Linked DNA regions of Homo sapiens: region 1 is linked to region 2. Evidence: read pairs that join two places in POLR2A ChIA-PET (ENCODE). Cell type or tissue: Panc1. All regions are shown on one strand. Each heading gives the region's core, and the rest is flanking DNA. Links, peaks and the distances in the headings are about the cores only.

The links. Peaks named below come from ENCODE experiments on the same cell type or tissue, not always from the same donor. Only the 100,000 strongest peaks of a DNase experiment are listed, where the experiment ranks them.
Region 1: POLR2A ChIA-PET joins it to region 2 with 14 read pairs; 2 of 35 experiments call an interaction of 5 or more read pairs at or near these places.

The regions. Positions count from the first base shown.
Region 1 is chr22:40,330,063-40,338,850 of GRCh38, reverse strand. TNRC6B (trinucleotide repeat containing adaptor 6B) reads right to left here. Exons shown (of 23, transcript NM_001162501.2): 23 at 3,043-8,788. Among named protein-coding and RNA genes, the nearest start is that of ADSL, 12 kb to the left of the region's middle. In Panc1, for the core only: no CTCF peak of the experiment used is centred there; no DNase peak of the experiment used is centred there.
Region 2 is chr22:40,698,727-40,707,514 of GRCh38, reverse strand. No RefSeq gene overlaps it. Among named protein-coding and RNA genes, the nearest start is that of MCHR1, 24 kb to the right of the region's middle. In Panc1, for the core only: no CTCF peak of the experiment used is centred there; no DNase peak of the experiment used is centred there; H3K27ac peaks cover 306 bases.

The DNA of each region.
Region 1 (8,788 bases), core at 2,367-4,866, 370 kb after region 2:
GGGAGCGAGGGCCCCAGTGAACACATGGAGAGAGAATGGGTAACGGAGGTAAAAGTTACCAGAAAGCAAGAAAGGAAGGATCCTGAGCAACGAAGGAACCAGAAAAAGAAGGGAGACAGATCTTTCTCATAGTGTGGAAGCAGGAATTTGAGGGCATTTTTCTGATATCTCTAATTTTATCTGTGTACTAGTAGGCAAAGTCTTCAGTTGAGAGAGAAAGGGGGTTAAGATTTGAAATCAGAAAAGGTCTTAAATTGGGAAGGGTAGCTGCACATGGTGGCTCACTTTTGTAATCCCAGCACTTTGGGAGGCTTAGGCAGGAGGATAAGGCCAGCCTGGGCAACACAGTGAGACCTCATCTCTACAAAAAATTAGTCAGGTGTGGTGGCACACACCTGTAATCCTAGCTACTCCAGGGGTTGAGGCAGGAGGATCACTTGAACCCAGAAGGTCGAGGTTACAGTGAGCTATGATCACACCACTACACTCTAGCGTGGGCAACACAGACCTTGCCTCTAAAAAAACCACATAATTGGGAAAGAAGTGGTAGAGTGAGCTGATTAGAGGAACACAGGTAGCCTGCTGGACAGTGTCAAGGTCTCACTAGGGGGTACGTTACAGTGGATTTACAGGAGTCCTCATATGCCCTGTAGTGACTTTTTTTTCCAGCAATGCTGGGCTGCTTTTGGGTGCTGGGGGACAGAGTTTTTCCAAAGTGGGAATGTGGTCAGACAGGTGTCAAGAAAACAGAGCGGCAGGTAAAGTATGGGTATTAGCAAGCGTGTTACTGAAATTACAGGCTACAGAATCTAAACCGGATTAGGCGGGTATGGTTGATGAAGTCAACATAGCCAGAGGAGTGGGATCCAGTTGGAAGGAGAGGAGGTCATGGTCCAGGATGCTAAAATTAGTGACTCTGGTGGGGAGCAGTTTTGGGTGAGCATGGGTATGTGTGACTGGGGTGGGCTGGAGGAAGGGTTGAGAAGCCCAGGTTATAGGTGGATTTTCCATGTGGACACTAAACTCACCCAAGGTGATGGAAGGACACATCTCTGGTGAGGAAAACTGGGTCAGACGTTAAGGTCTAAACAATCACCTTTAATTCTACAATATATTACTCCTTAGCCATTTACACATTTTTAAAATAATTCAAATTTAAAACAAAGCCTTTGGTAACAAAGGTCTTTACAGTCTCTGCAGTGATCTGTATTCCTCAATAAGAGCACCTACCTGTGACAGGCAGGCCCTCCGTGTTTTTGAACATCTGGTGCGTCTCTTCTTACCCGTTTTTCAAGGTTTACTTCTTTTGTGGTGACAGACGGGATGGCTCTACCACTTTGTACAACAGGCCTTAAGATCTTTTTCTCAGAAATCCAGGGATTTTTCAGCAGACGCAATTGGGTGTCACTTTATTTTTTTAGACGGAGTCTCGCTTTGTTGCCCAGGCTGAAGTGCAATGGTGCGATCTCACCTAACTGCAATCTCTGCCTCCCGGGTTCAAGTGATTCTCCTGTCTCAGGCTCCCAAGTATCTGGGATTACAGGCACGCACCACCACACTCGGCTAATTTTTGTATTTTTAGTGGAGATGGGTTTTCACCATGTTGGCCTGTCTGGTCTCGAACTCCGGACCTCCAGTGATCTGCCCACCTTGGCCTCCCAAAATACTAGGATTACAGGCATGAGCCACTGCGCCCGGCCTTGGTATAACTTTTGAATCCAATCTGGTCTCCTATTTTGGTTTCACCCGTGACAATGAGTTTCAGTTAACAGAATGCATATACATCACATGCTTAGAATAGTGCTCAGCTTATAGTAAGCACTCAATCAATGCAAACTTCTATTGGCTACTTAAATTATTCTGAGCCGGATGGGCACAGTGGCTCATGCCTGTAATCCCAGCACTTTGGGAGGCTGAGGTGAGCGGATCACCTGAGATCAGGAGTTCGAAACCAGCTTGGCCAACATGGTGAAACCCTGTCTCTACTAAAAATACAAAAATTAGCCGGGTGTGGTGGCGCGTGTCTGTAGTCCCAGCTACTCAGGAGGCTGAGGCAGGAGAATCGCTTGAACCCAGAGGCAGAGGTTGTGGTAAGCTGAGATCACGCCACTGCACTCCAGCCTGGGCGACAGAGTGAGACTCCGTCTCAAAAAAACAAAAACAAAAATAAATAAAAATAAAAATAAAAATAAGAAATTCTGAGCCTCAGCTTCCTAATGATCTTTCTCACAGCATTCTGAGAATAAAATCAGATACAAAAGCATCTGGAAATGAGTAAGTATTAGTTCCTGTCCATTCTTCCTCTTTACCATTCTAGAGGTGTTTCACAATTACATATCTCACAAGTCTCTATTTTAGCAGCTAACCATAAATACATCGGAGATGGGGAAAATCTAGCCTAATGGTTGCGGTTATCATGCTCCTCAGCAGTGTTGCGGCACCCGAAGCAGGGCAGACGGGCACTCAGCATGGCATTTTCTGGACAAAGCTAACTCGCTGGTTATCATCCCTGGGCACTGCAGCAGTGGGATGCAGCAGAACTCTAGGCAGGCCTCTTCTCTCTTCTCGTGTTCTCATTCCAAGTGCAAATTATGATTAAACAAGGCAACAGCCAAAGGTAGAAGGAGAACATTAATTTCTCTTAGAGAATTTGAACCCTGCACTGTGGCAGCAGAACTCTAGGCAGGCCTCTTCTCTCTTCTCGTGTTCTCATTCCAAGTGCAAATTATGATTAAACAAGACAACAGCCAAAGGTAGAAGGAGAACATTAATTTCTCTTAGAGAATTTGAACCCTGCACTGTGGCAGACCATGTTCAGCATTGGGGCAGGCGGTGAGCAGCACAAACCAACCAGCCAACCCAACAACCCTAACAAAAACATGACAAGACAAGGTAGACAGAGTTGCGGCCCAAATTCAAATGTTGAATTTCTGACAGCTTTTACATGTGGAGCAGGGAGAGAAGAATAAGAAAAAATATATAAACATTCAACAAATGAGCAAATTAAACTGGCAGAATAAAACAGGAAACCACAATAGTAAATGCTTAGCAGCCAAACACATTTATTAGTCTTTTTTCTTTTTTTTCCAGGAACCCAAAAATATTTTGTAGTTATAATGTAAGCAACTGAGTTGCACATAATACAATCATATCTTTCCAAAATAAAATAAAATAAAAAAACTAAACAAAAACAAAAATAAGCTGTTTAAAAGCCCAAAAAAAACCCTTCAGAAAACTCTTATATATGCATTACATCATCTCTCAGTTTTAATGAAATGACGACGACTTAATTCCTTATTACTCAACCTGTCACAATCCAATAAAACACCACCCTTTAGTTTTTTTTGTTTTTGATACTTTTTTTTTTTTTTTTGAAATCCAGCATGAGAAATACAGTACCTGCTATGGCAAAAAATACACATAAAATGCAACTTTTCAGCTTATTTGTACATTAGTAGAGTTTAACATTTTATTGTTTGTTTTTTTAAGTGAACCAGTGATTTTAAGTACCACTATACTAAAAAGGAAAATAAAATATAGAAAAGGGGGCCCAGCCTGCCATGCAAGTGCACCTCTAAAGTGCCTAGTTTCTGTGTCCATGTAAAACCAGTAATATGAGGAGCAATTTCAACATATGGGAGTTTGATTAAACCTCTATGCTAAAAAAAAAAAAAAAAAAAAAAAAAAAGACAATGCCACATCCTCCCTTTTCTCCCCCAGGCGTCCTTAAATCCCATTATCTACTTCCTCTATTGCCCATCAAAGAGAGAAAAGAAAGCCACCAAAATAATATCGTAAAAGCAACTTCAAGTATAAGAAAAAAAAAACACTTAAAGGTAACTTGCAGAGAGCATCAATATGTGCAGCTGATTAGTCATTTTTACAGGTTTTGTTTCTGCTGACAGTGTTTCAGATGAGAGGATTTTTGCTGTACCTTCCTGTTACCTGTTTGTGTGCAAAGTTGGAAAGCTGCCTTTTAAAAAATCCAGCCTCTTTTTGATGCCCTTTTCTGCACCTTCTGTCTAAAGGGGGCAAAGAGAGACGTGGAGGGAGGAGGAGAGGAGGAAGGAAGCCACAAGTCACAAATAATTAAAATGGTACTTCTCTACCTATCCTCCTCTGCTACGCCCCCCAGGTCCTCCTGCGTCTCTGTGAAGTGACTCCCATTATTCACTGTTTCCTGATTTGGTAGGATGTATTTTACTATGTAAACATAGCCCCCTAGGATTATGGAACCCAAAGCAGCATTTATATCTCCATCTAAATGGAGACAGATAAAATAGTCCAGAAACCTCTCCTCAGGTTGCTTTTGTTGTCTGTTTTTTGGTTACGCAGAACAGGGATGAGGTGGGTGGCGGGGAGGGCATAGAATGTGAAGTTATAAGCACATAGTGGAGAGTTAGGAGTGGGAACAGTTGAGCTGTTGTATCTGCTTTTTATTTTTTTCCTCCCAGAAGGGTTTTTTGTTTTTTTAAAACCTGTTAAAAATGTTCCTGCACCTTAAGTCATACTGAGATTAAGGCCAAGGGTGCAGAATCTTGTGCACGTGTCTCTGTGAGCACATTCACGGTGCATGCACCATTTTTGATGTCTTCTGTGAGATCACTGCATACACTTTGGTCACTGGTGTGTGCAAAGGGTGGTGGTGGGGGGAGTGTCCCAGGAAAGAAGTGCAGAGATCAGCAAAGCCCTTTGGGAGCATTGTACAAGAGATACAAGGGCAGGCAGAACCCATGAGGGATCAGAGACTGATAGAAAAAGGGCCTCCAGATAAACAAAATAAATAAAATTCCAAGGTGAACAGTGCCCAAATCAGAAGGTGGGTGGATAATATGCATGCACTTATAATCAAGCTTCTTCCTTCAAAGGAAGTCGTCACTATACAAGATCAGTGAGATCCAACTGAAAAGGGCTTCTTGACTAGTAAAGGGTTTATCTTAAAGATGGGGGCGAAGGGGGTGTCTGCAAAGAAGCAATTCAAAATGATCCATTCCAACCCTGCTTCATGGGTGCCCAAATCTAGGCAAGCAATAGCTGACAGATCCACATGAGCAGCATTTGTTAAAAGCATTTCCCTCTACTTAATGTCGCTTCGAGCTCATGGAGGGGGTAATGGAAGAGGTGAGGATGCACATGGCTTTCAGGGTGGTTTGCACATCTCCTTACACAAGTTTCCTCCCAAGTAAGAAATCAGTACATTTCCAGAGCATAACAAAGTGACAAGGCTATGGATTCTACAGTGCAAACCAAAATGCCAGGGACTACATCCTTCTGTGAACTACAAAATGATACTGAGTTACTCAAGGGGTGTGTATGTGTGTGTCTGAACCAAGAAAGGTTGAGAGCTCCAGGTATTGTGTGGAGAACATTCTGGAGTCCCTGCAGGGGATGGATCTGCTGGAAGAGAGAAATTCAGACACTTCTTACCCTGGCACTAGATTGCTGGAAGAGATGGCAGCTATTTAAGACAGGGTTTTTGTGTGTGTGTGTGTCTTTTGTTTATTTTATGTTTTTGAGTCGAAGTCTTGCTCTGTTGCCCACACTGGAGTGCAGTGGTGCAATCTCGGCTCACCGCAACCTCCGTCTCCCGGGTTCAAGCAATTCTCCTGCCTTAGCCTCCCGAGCAGCTGGGACCACAGGCGCGCGCCACTGCGTCCGGCTAATTTTTTAGTAGAGACGGGGTTTCACCATGTTGGCCAGGCTGGTCTTAAACTCCTGACCTCAGATGATCTGCCTGCCTCAGCCTCCCAAAGTGCTGGGATTACTGGTGTGAGCCACCGCGCCCAGCCAAGACAGGGTTTACATACTGGTCTGCTGTCACTGTGTGGGAGGCAATGGAGATAACACCCCTCCAACACAAATGCAAACCGGCTCCCCCGACCTCCTCTGCTCTTTCTTCTTAAACATGAAAGAGTAAAGATCTGAAACTTCTGATGGCTTAAAAACAAAAACCAAAAAAATACAAAAGAAGAAAACATATTTTAGGGTTACTTTCACAGCAAAGAAAATGTTTTTTAAAGTTATCCTGCTATTTACATGTTCATATTTTAAAAAGGATAATCCACTGATGTCAGAAAGGAGAGAGGAGTTAAGGGTTTACATTGCAGGGGGAAATGTACCTCGAGGTATTATTTTGTGTGAGACAGTTGAAACGTCAGGATTTTATTTTTTTGTTGTTTTTTTTGTTTAAAGGCAATCTAACAGATTGGAACCCTGATAAGATCATGCCTGTGCAGCCCTGCACAGGCACGAGGAGACTGTGATCAAGTCTGTTACTCGTTACAGTACTGTGAACGTCAACAAGAAGAATTGCTGCATGGAAAACACTGAATATAGGCAGAACAATCTCTCGCTTACGATACTGTGTGTTGCAAATAATGCCTAGACCAGAGCAATGCAGGCGCTATGATTCATCACAGGCAAGATCAACAAAGGAATTGTTAGGACAAAGAAGAGGCTGCATGCAGACCTCCCCTGTCAAAACACCTCGCAGCTCATTGGCTTCATACAGCCTGCCAAATGCAAGGGAAGCAGAGAGAGGGATGGTGGGTAGGAAGAGAAAACTTTTTTGCCTGACAAGCAACAGCCCTCTTCCCCACAAAGCAGGACAGTTCCTTATAACTAAGAGTAAGTTCACTTAAACATGATTAAAAAGGAAGAAAGAAATATTAAAAAGGAGAGAGGAGGCGGAGTTTTTCAAAATCGACCTAAAGATTAACTTTCAGGTCAGCACGAGTGAAGCGTGGTTTCCTGAGCTTGAAGGGCTCTGAATTCAGGAAAGGATGAGTACTTTTTCCAGAGAACACTGGAGCCTGTGGAGTTCCATTGCTGCACTGGATTAACACTGCACGGCTAGGATCAAGAATCCTGAACCACATTGGTTGACAGGAACTGCAGGCCCCCTGGAATTTACCTGGCCATCAGACCTGCCAGCAACAGTGGCAAGAGGACTCAGAGGTCTCTATCTCACTGTGCTGACCTTACCACATTCGTCTCTCACTCCCCTTCCCCTCCAGGACACGGGGACACCATGGACACAGAAACTGAAGAACAAGGATGCAACGCTACTCCCTTCCCCTTTCTGCCCTCTCCTCCCCACCCCCTTTGCAGAATGCATAGTTACAATTCACCTTACAACATAAAGAAGCGACGATGACCACATGTGGGACTTTTTTTTTTGAAAAAAAAAAAAAAAAAAAAAAAAATCCAACAACCTCTTCTTAAATTCAGTATCAAAATTCACATTTGCATAATAATACATTTCAAGGCCATGAGAGAGGAATGAGAGCAAAGCGCAGAAGCAGCATCTCTCCTCCCTGTGTCTTCCTGAATGAAGCTGAAGGAATCGAGTGGGAGGGACTGTTCTCCTCTTTGGGGGAGCTCTGAGGAATCATGGAAATGGCCCTTAGCATTTGCTTGATATTTCTTTAGAAGATAGGAGTGGGGAGAAGAGGTGAAATTGTTTAAAACATAAAAACAAATAAAGACACTGCAGATTTCTGTGTTCAACTATAATAGCTCTGAAGAAATAAAATATGATTTCAGATTTTTCTCTTTTCTTTCTCAAACACTTCAATCTTAACTCTTCAAAACCCCTTTTCCTTGTGTGTAATACCCTGTTTGCATCAACAGCAACGTGATGTGACGCCCATGTGGGAATGTAATGGCCGCCTCAGGACACAGACTCAAAGGGTAAAAGCGTGCTGCCCGCTCTGCACACGGCAGAAGCTGGAAAATGCCTTGTTTACATGCATGAATGTGTCACAAGTATCACCATATTCCAATTCTCCAGTGCTTACAGAAAAACAAAAAACAAAACAGCCAAAGCCACATGAGCACAAACATACAGACGGAGAAAACTAGGGAATGCAGATGTGTAAACCTGCGCTCTTGGACTAACGTGGGTCTGCGTCGCCTGGGTACCTTCCCCTGTCTCCTCTCCCAAGTCCCAGAATCTCTTCCACTCAACTCTACACTGTGCAATATTGATGCTAATGAAATCTCAACAGCTGCTCCTGGGACTTCCAGGAGGAACTTTGACTTCCCTAATGACTAAAGCTGACCGTCTGTTTGTTTGTATCCAACGGATAGCTTCTTCCTAGAACGGACGGTCTCTGTACTCACAAAGGCACATTCAGAAATACTATACTTAAGTAATTCCTTAGACAAAATTTAAAAAGGGCGGTGGATGATGTTTTAAACACATTTATTCCAACTTATCCCAAAATTTCTGGCAAGAAGTGTCATGCTAAAATGCATCACTTGGTGAGAAACTATACTACCTTTAAAAGGTATGTAACTTCTTAAAGGGTTCCAAAGGTTTTTATTTTGTTTTGCCTAAATACCCACCTTTCCCATTTTTGGCGAACACACATAGGATGTACTGTCCTCCTCTCTGTAAAGCTCTTCTGTAGGGCTAGTCCTGGCAATAAGGCCACTCCACTTTGCCTCCAGTCAACTTTTACAGCCACCCCTCTGGGAGTTGTACACACCTTTCAGTAGCCGAAGGGGAAGGAACGCCAGATTCCGGAAGGCGGGAGAGAAAGCAAAGCACTTCCTTTCACAGCTCTGCTACAACAGCATCATAAGCCACCTTGACAACTTTCTTTTGCAGCTTACTGTGAGCAGTAAAGAGGAATTTCCCTTTTTGAAAAAAAAGAAAAAAACAAAAACCATCCCAACTTGTTGATATTGGCTAGATATGGGTCAATTATAATTGGGAATTTATTTCCAAAGCAATGATTTACAGTTTAAAAATGAAGTTGAGGCACAAAGTGCTTTAAACGGA
Region 2 (8,788 bases), core at 3,429-5,928:
GGCCATAAGATTTGTGACTTCCCCAGTTGCTCCTATAGATAACATCACTCTTGTAGAACCTAAGATTGGCCTTTTGAGATGTTTTTCAGACTCGTGACCCATGACCATGACTGTGGCCCTACCAAGAGGTGGACTCAGTGCACAAGGACCATTTTCCACGCCCCTACAATTGCATCCCTAACCAGTCAGCAGCACCCATTCCCTAGTCCCTGCCAGCCAAACTATCCTTGAAAAATCTGAACCACTGATCCTTCAGGGAGACTGATTTGAGTGATAACCCCAGTTCTCCTGTATAACCAGCCTTGTGTTAATTAAACTCTTGCTTTACTGCAATACCACAGTTCAAAAAAATTAATTTGGTCTGTGCAGCAGACGGGAAGCACCCATTGGGCAATTACAAAAGGTCAGAAAAGTGACAAAAGGAATACAATATTTTAAGTCCAGGCACAGTTGCTCAGGCCTGTAATCCCAGCACTTTGGGAGGCTGAGGCAGGATCACCTGATGTTAGGAGTTTGAGACCAGCCTGGCCAACATGGTGAAATCTGTCTCTACTAAAAATACAAAAATTAGCTGGGCATGGTGGCATGCTCCTGTAATCCCAGCTACTTGGGAGGCTGAGGCAGGGGAGTCACTTAAACATGGGAGGTGGAGGTTACAGTGAGCCAAGATCATGACACCGCACTCCAGCCTGCGTGATACAGTGAGATTCCATCTCAAAAAAAAAAAAAAAAAAAAAAAGAGGAATACAATATTTTAAGAAGATTTCTCCAGTCTTGGTGTTTGAGATGGACTGGATTGGTGAAAGAGACTAGAAAACCAGAGACCCTTTGGGGATTTACTGTAGTAATCCAGGTATGTAATGAGGAGGGCTTAGACTAGGATGCTACCAAGAAAGAGAGGGAAGAGGAGAATGAAGGTTTTTTGGGGGGCACCTATTCTGTGCTACTTTATATACACGTCAGTTCTCACAACAACCCTACAAGGAATGTATTCAGATTTCCATTTTTACAGACTTTTTAAAAAGTTCAGAGAGGTTAAGTGACTTGTTGAAAGTCACACAGCAAGTCTATGGCCATCCTGGGGCATAAACCTAGGTATTTCTGAGACCAGAAATCAGATGGAAGGAATAAATGTGTGAAATAATGTAATATAAGGCTCCTGGCCAGAGATCCTAATACCTTTGTTACTTTCTAAGGGATAGAAACCAAAAGGAGCATCTGGTGTTATCATATTTGCTTTTCGTTCCTAGTTCCTGAAATAGCTCCAGAAGGATTGAAAGGAGAATCTTCTGTTATTCATCACAAGCACCTTTGGCCCACACCCGAGTTTATGTTAATGAGGTGATTTAGGGAAGTCCCTAAGGATGAAGGCTGGGAGCTGGGGGAGCCAACCAAATGATTACAGGGTTGGAATTCTCAGCCACACCCTCCCAAAGGGTTGAGCCGGTCGCCAATGGTCAATGATTTAATCAATCAAGGCTCCATAGAAACCCTAACCTGAAGGGTTCTAAGTTGATGAACAAGAAGGCATCCACGTGCGGGGAGGGCGGCGTACCCTAAACTCCAAGGGGATGGAAGCTCTTGTGCTTGGGACCCTTCTGGACCTCATCCCGGGTATCTCTTCCCCTGGCTGTTCATTTGTACCTTTAAAATATCCTTTGTAGGCTGGACACGATGGCTCACACCTATAATCCCAGCACTTTGGGAGGCTGAGGAGGGCCAATCACTCGAAGTCAGGAATTCGAGACCAGCCTGGCTGACGTGGTGAAACCCCCATCTGTACTAAAAATACAAAAATTAGCCAGGTGTGGTGTCACACCTGTAATCCCAGCTACTTGGGAGGCTGAGGCAGGAGACTTGCTTGAACCCGGGAGACAGAGGTTGCAGTGAGCCGAGATCACGCCACTGCACTCCAGCCTGGGTAACAGAGCAAGACCTTGTCTCAAAAATAAATAAGTAAATAAATAAAATAGCCTTTGTAAAAAATCTGTAATAGGAAGTAAACTTTTCCTGGGTTCTTTGAGCTGTTCTAGTAAATAACTGAACCTGAAGAGGGGGATCGAGGGAACCTCTGATTTGTAGCCAAGTCAGATAGAGGTTTTGAGTAACCGCGGGCCCAGCCACTATCAATTGGCAACCGAGGTTGGGAGGAGTCTTGTGGGACTGAGCCCTTAACCTGTGGGGTCTCCACTAACTCCAGGCACTTCGTGTCAGAATCGAGTTTAATTGTAAGACACCTGGTCAGCATCCCCTGATGCTAATTGGAGCATTGTTTGATGTGGGAGAACTTCTTACAAATTTGGTGTCAGAAGCAAAGTATGGTAGAGAAACTACAGTGAGTGTGTAGAGAAAAATAGTTTGTTCTTTTTAGGAATGAAGAGCAAGGGACAGAATATCCTGAATGGAAATGGGGGATTTTTTTGTTTTTAATTTTATTCTTTTGAGAATGAGTCTCACTCTGTCACCAGGATGGAGTGCAGTGGTATGATCTCAACTCACTGCAACCTCCACATCTCAGGTTCAAGTGGTTCTCCAGCCTCAGCCTCCCAAGTAGCTGGGTCTACAGGCACAAGTCACCAATGCCTAGCTAATTTTTGTATTTTTGTGGAGATAGGGTTTCACCTTGTTGGCCAGGCTGGTCTCAAACTCCTGAGCTCAAAGCAATCCGCTTGCCTCAGCCTCCCAAGGTGCTGGCATTCCAGGTATGAGCCACTGCTCCCGGCCTAGAAATGGGGAATTTTAGAGAGTAAGTTAGTGTGGATGGTAAGTGGTAGAAAGATAATGGAAAATGGTTTCACTTTATTGAGTCTGGGATGATAGAATTGTCATGTGAACAGATGGAAATATTCGAACCAGGGGGTCAGAAAGGGAGATAAGGATTTGAGAGGCATCAGTAAAGAGGTGGCTCATGCCTGTAATCTCGGCACTTTGGGAGGCCAAGGCGGGAGGAACACTTGAGGCCAGGAGTTCGAGACCAGGCTGGCCAATTTGGTGAAACCCTTTCTCTACTAAAAAAATATATATATATCTATATATATAGATATATATATCTACTAAAAATATATATATATAAACATATATATCTCTACTAAAAAAAAAAATATATATATATATATATATATATATATATATATGAAAATTAGCTGGGTGTAGTGGTACGTGCCTGTGGTCCCAGCTACTTGGGAGGCTGAAGCAGGACAATTGCTTGAACCAGGGAGGTGGAGGTTGCGGTGAGCCAAGATTGTGGCACTGCACTCCAGCCTGGGCAACAGAGTGAGACTCTGTCTCAATAAATAAATAAAGTAGAGAGTGGTCGACTGAGTGGTCAAGGAGATGGAGACAGCAGGGGACTGGTCACATTTAGGAGTGCTTTACCGAAAAGATGGATGGCATTTAAGATTCCCTTCCCCGTTTCCTTCAGAAGATTTTTCTTAATTTCTGGTTTCTTGCTCTTTACTCCATTTCCCAAGGAAGGAAGGAAAGAGAGTTGGGGAGGCCACCAGAAATGTATAAGCTCTGGCAAAGCTCTTATTGGCTGGCGGCCAGGCTGAGGCGGGGCAGCCACTCTCCAGGCTTGGGTGGGCCTGCTGTGCCAGCCAGCTGGTCTCAGATGGTTAGTGCAGGGAGGGTGGGCTGACCCGAGGGGACACCATGCAAGGCAGAGGTGCCAGGCAGCATGTGCCCAAAGTCCATTTGTCTGGCAAGTAAGAGCTTTGTCCAGGGTTGGTAATGTTGCCGGCATTTAGCTTTTGGGCCTTTTTTTCTGGAGAGACTAGGATAGAGAGACAGCAGAACTGCCATGAACCAAACTCTCTCGTTTTTCCCTTTTGCAATGAATTGGTTTGTCTCCAGGCTGCTGTTACAACCACGTAATTGCAACCAGGTTACTTTCTTTCTTCTTATTTTTTTTTCAACCTCTAAATCTACTTTAAACTTTCTTTGTTTCTAATAGAGATGGGGTCTTCCTATGTTGTCCAGGCTGGTCTCAAACTCCTGGGCTCAAGTGATCCTCCTGCCTTGGCCTCACAAAGTGTTGGCATTACAGGCATGAGCCACTTCAACAAGCCCAGATTACTTTCTTGTCACATGTTGCAAAACAGACCCCAGGAGGATCTGAGAACACAGAATGTATCAAGCTGAGACACAGACAAGGACACAGTGGGGATACCCATGTGACTGATCCTAGCCAATAAGTGTGTTCCACTTCTCTGGTTTTCATGCTTGATTGGGTGGAAGTGGGAAGATATGTAACTCATACAGGACCAATCAGAGGCTTATTCAGGGTTTGAAACAGACACTGGGGAGAAAGGTGGCAAGGAGTACCGGGTAGCAGGAAAGAAGATATGCTAATTCCTGGAGCTGCTGCCAGTAGGAACAAGGCAAGTTTACATGCCTGCTGGGCACCATCTTTGCTACCACTTGGGAGAACATCCCCTATGAGAAGGAAGCCAAAAGAGAGGAAAACTGAGCCAGACAGTGAGGAGAGATAAATCGTGAGGAAGAGGGTGGGCGCGGTGGCTCACGCCTGTAATCCCAGCATTTTGGGAGGCTGAGGTGGGTGGATCACAGGTCAGGAGTTCAAGACCAGCCTGGCCAAGATGGTGAAACCCTGTCTCTACTAAAAATACAAAAAAAAAAAAAAAAAAAATTAGCTGGGCGTGGTGGCGAGGGCCTGTAATCCCAGCTACTCGGGAGGCTGGGGCAGAGAACTGCTTGAACCTGGGAGGCAGAGGTTGCAGTGAGCTGAGATTGCACCACTGCACTCCAGCCTGGATGACAGAGCGAGACTCCATCTCAAAAAATAAATAAATAAAATAAAATAAAATGTGAGGAAGAGAGAAAGGGAATGTCTGTCCCGATGGCCTTGAGCCCTTGGATCCAGTCATGACTTAAAGCCAGATCTAGTCCTCAACGTTTCCCTTTAATAAGCCAATACATTCCCCCTTTTTGCTCAAATCAGAGTTAAATTTCTAACATTTACAACAACAACAAAAAAAGCTCTCACAAATCATCTTAGTCAGCTCAGGCTGATATAATAAAATACCGGGCGGCTTAAACAACAGGCATTTATTTCTCCTGATTCTGGAGGCTGGGAAGTCCCAGATCAAAGTGCCAGCCAATTGCATTCCTGCTGAGGATTCTCTTCCTGGCCAGACTTGGCCGGGTGTGGTGGTTCATGCCTGTAATCCCAGCACTTTGGGAGGCCGAGGTGGGCGGATCACCTGAGGTCAGGAGTTCAAGACCAGCCTGGCCAACATGGTGAAACCCCATCTCTACTAAAAATACAAAATTTAGCTGGGCTTGGTTGTGGGCACCTGTAATCCTAGCTACTCAGGTGGCCGAGGCAGGAGAATCGCTTGAACCCGGGAGGTGGAGGTTGCAGTGAGCCGAGATTGCGCCATTGCCCTCCAGCCTGGGCGAAAGAGGGAGATTCTGTCTCAAAAAAAAAAAGAAAGGTTACTTCAGAAAGTATAGTGAGCTGAAATTGTGCCACTGCACTCCAGCCTGGGTGACAGAGTGAGACTCCATCTCAAAAATAAATAAATAAATAAAAGACTCTTTCTGGCTTGCAGACATCAGTCTTCTGTATCCTCACAGAAGTGTGCAGGTGGAGAGAGGCAGAGGGGAAGCAAGCTTTCTGATGTCTCTTCTTATAAGGGCCACACCCTCAAGACTTCCTCTAAACCGGATCGCTTCCCAAAGACTCCATCTCCAGATACTAACACATTTGGGGGTTAGGGCTTTGTTTTGCAGCAGAGTGAGAGATCACCTCCAACCTCATGTGCCTCTTATGTGGGCTCTCAGCTATATCTAGAGACCAAATTGACACAAGGCAGAGTAGCAAGATAAAAGCATATAAGCTTTATTAGTTTTCCATGTACACAGGGATCTTCACAAGAGTGAAGTCTGAAGAAGTGGCCAAAGTAAGATGCATTTATACTTTTTCGACAAAGAACAATACATTTGAGAAGAAATAACAGGGCAAAAGGGATCTGGTTACGGGCAGTAAATTTCTAAGGGAGTCACCGGGAGATGTATGGGAGGGTATACAACCAGCAGAATAGAAAGGTCATTTCGGGCGCCAGGTGCAGTGGCTCATACCTGTAATCCCAGCACTCTGGCAGGCCGAGGCAGGCGGATCATCTGAGGTCAGGAGTTTGAGACCAGCCTGGCCAAAATGGTGAAACCCCATCTCTACTAAAAGTACAAAAATTAGCCAGGCCTGTTGGTGCATGCCTGTAATCCCAGCTACGCGGGAGGCTGAGGCAGGAGAATCTCTTAAACCCGGGAGGCAGAGGTTGCAGTGAGCCGAGATTGTGCCATTGCACTCCAGCCTGGGTGAGACAGATTCTGTCTCAAAAAAAAAAAAAAAGGAAAAGAAAATAAAGGTTACTTCATGAAGTATAGTTGTTCAGGTCCACTGCACTGCAGCCCCCAACTTCCAGTCTCTGGTGATAAGGGATATTTTCACCCCCCTGATAAGGGGAGTGTACCCCTCCCAGAGGAATCCTTATGGCTTGCTGCATGCAGGAAGAGACAGGTCAGCTCACCCTTTCTGAAACCACATTTTCTCCAAAGTTTTCTTTTTTTTTCTTTTTTTTTTTTTCTTGAGACAGTCTCACTCTGTTGCCCAGGCTGGAGTGCAGTGGCATGATCTTGGCTCACTGCAACCTCCGCCTGCTGGGTTCAAGTGGTTCTCCTGCCTCAGCCTCCAGAATAGCTGGGATTACAGGTGCATGCCACCATGCCCAGCTAATTTTTGTATTTTTTAGTAGAGACGGGGTTTCACCATGTTGGCCAGGCTGGTCTCCAACTCCTGAGCTCAGGTGATCCACCTGCCTTGGCCTCCCAAAGTGCTGGGATTACAGGTGTCTTTTTTTGTTGTTGTTAATATAGAGAAAGGGTTTCACTTTGTTGCCCAGGCTGGCCTCGAACTCCTGAGCTCAAGTGATCCTCCTGCCTTTGTCTCCCAAAGCGCTGGGATTACAGGCACTCACGCCTGGCCCCTCCAATGTTTTCAACGAAATAATCAACATACCAATTTGGCATATTTTGGGATGGCACATACTTCACTCCTTCAGCTTCAACCTAGGAATTTTTAGAGGACACAATTCAGTCCACAGCACCAATACACCGACCTGATCCTAAAAATGTTTATAACTTTCTTAACACTTAGGGCATCCTCATTTCAAGTAACAGAAAACACACTTCAAATAGCTTTTAAAATAAATTAGACAGGGGTGGTGGTATATGCTTGTAGTCCCAGCTACTTGGGAGGCTGAGGTGATTGGTTAAAGCCAGTGAGGGCCCATCCCTGGAGCTGGGATGAAGTCAGTACTTTCTAAACCACAAGGTTGGAAGTTCAGGATATTGTCAGGAATGGGTTATGGAGTCTAGGAAGACAAAACTGAATGTCCACTATACCATTTGATTAGATTTAATTCCACTGCTAAGAGTTTATCTAATGGAATAATTAGAGGAAGAATAAGAGGCAAGTTTATTGCACCCCAGCCAAAGTAGTATATTTACCACTTCTGTGTAAGTTAGGGGTTGCCTTTGACTGGCAATTAACAGAAAAGTTGCTTAAACAAATACAGATTTATTTTTCTTGCACAACAGGAAGTCTAGAAGATGGTGTTTGTTCCACAAATCAGTGATGCCTTGGGTACCCTGTTCTTTTTTTTTTTTTTTTTTTTTTTGAGACAGAGTCTTGCTGCGTCGCCCAGGCTAGAGTGCAGTAGTGTGATCTTGGCTCACTGCAACCTCCATCTCCCGGTTCAAGCAATTTTCCTTGCCTCAGTCTCCCGAGTAGCTGGGATTACAGGCGCCTACCACCACACCCGGCTAATTTTTGAATTTTTTAGGAGAGACAGGGTTTCCCCATGTTGGCCAGGCTGGTCTTAAACTCTTGACCTCAGGTGATCCATCTGCCTCGGCCTCCCAAAGTGCTGGGATTACAGGTGTGAGCCACCACGCCCGGCCAGTACCCCTGTTCTTTGCCTTCTTGCCTCATCAACCTTAGTATTTCGGTTTGTATTCTTAGGGTCCCAAGACAATATGTGCACCTTCAGACGTTGCGTCTGCATTCAAGACAGGGAGAAAGGAGGAAGAGCCCGGCTAGTACCAACCTTATCTGTTTTCTTTTATGAGGAAAGAAAACCTTTTTCTGAGACAGGCACAGTGGCTCATGCCTGTAATCCCAGCACTTTGGGAGGCCGAGGTGGGCGGATCACCTGAGATCAGGAGTTCAAGACCAGCCTGGCCAATACGGTGAAACCCCGTCTCTACTAAAAATACAAAAAATTAGCTGCGCGTGGTGGCAGGCGTCTGTAATTCCAGCTACTTGGGAGGCTGAGGCAGGAGAATTGCTTGAACCTGGGAGGTGGAGGTTGCAGTGAGTCGAGATCGTGCCATTGCACTCCAGCCTGGGTGACAAGAGTGAAACTCTCTCTCAAAAAAAAAAAAAAAAAGAGAGAGAGAAAAGAAAACCTTTTTCCAGAAGTTCCCACAGTAGTTCTCTGCTTAGGTCCTGTGGATCACTCTTAGTTGCAATGAAGGCAGGGAACCCTGGAGGCTGGATTGTCCTGATAGGGCTTAGACTACTCATGGTCCATCGCCTGGGGGTTCTGGTAGTCAAGAGGAAGGGGACATGCATGTTAGGTGGCCACCCATAATTTCACCAAAAAAAATGTGTGTGGGTTTTTTTGTTTTTTGTTTGTTTTTGAGACAAGGTCTCACTCTGTCACCCAGGCTGGAGTGCAATGTCACAGTCACAGCTCACTGTAGC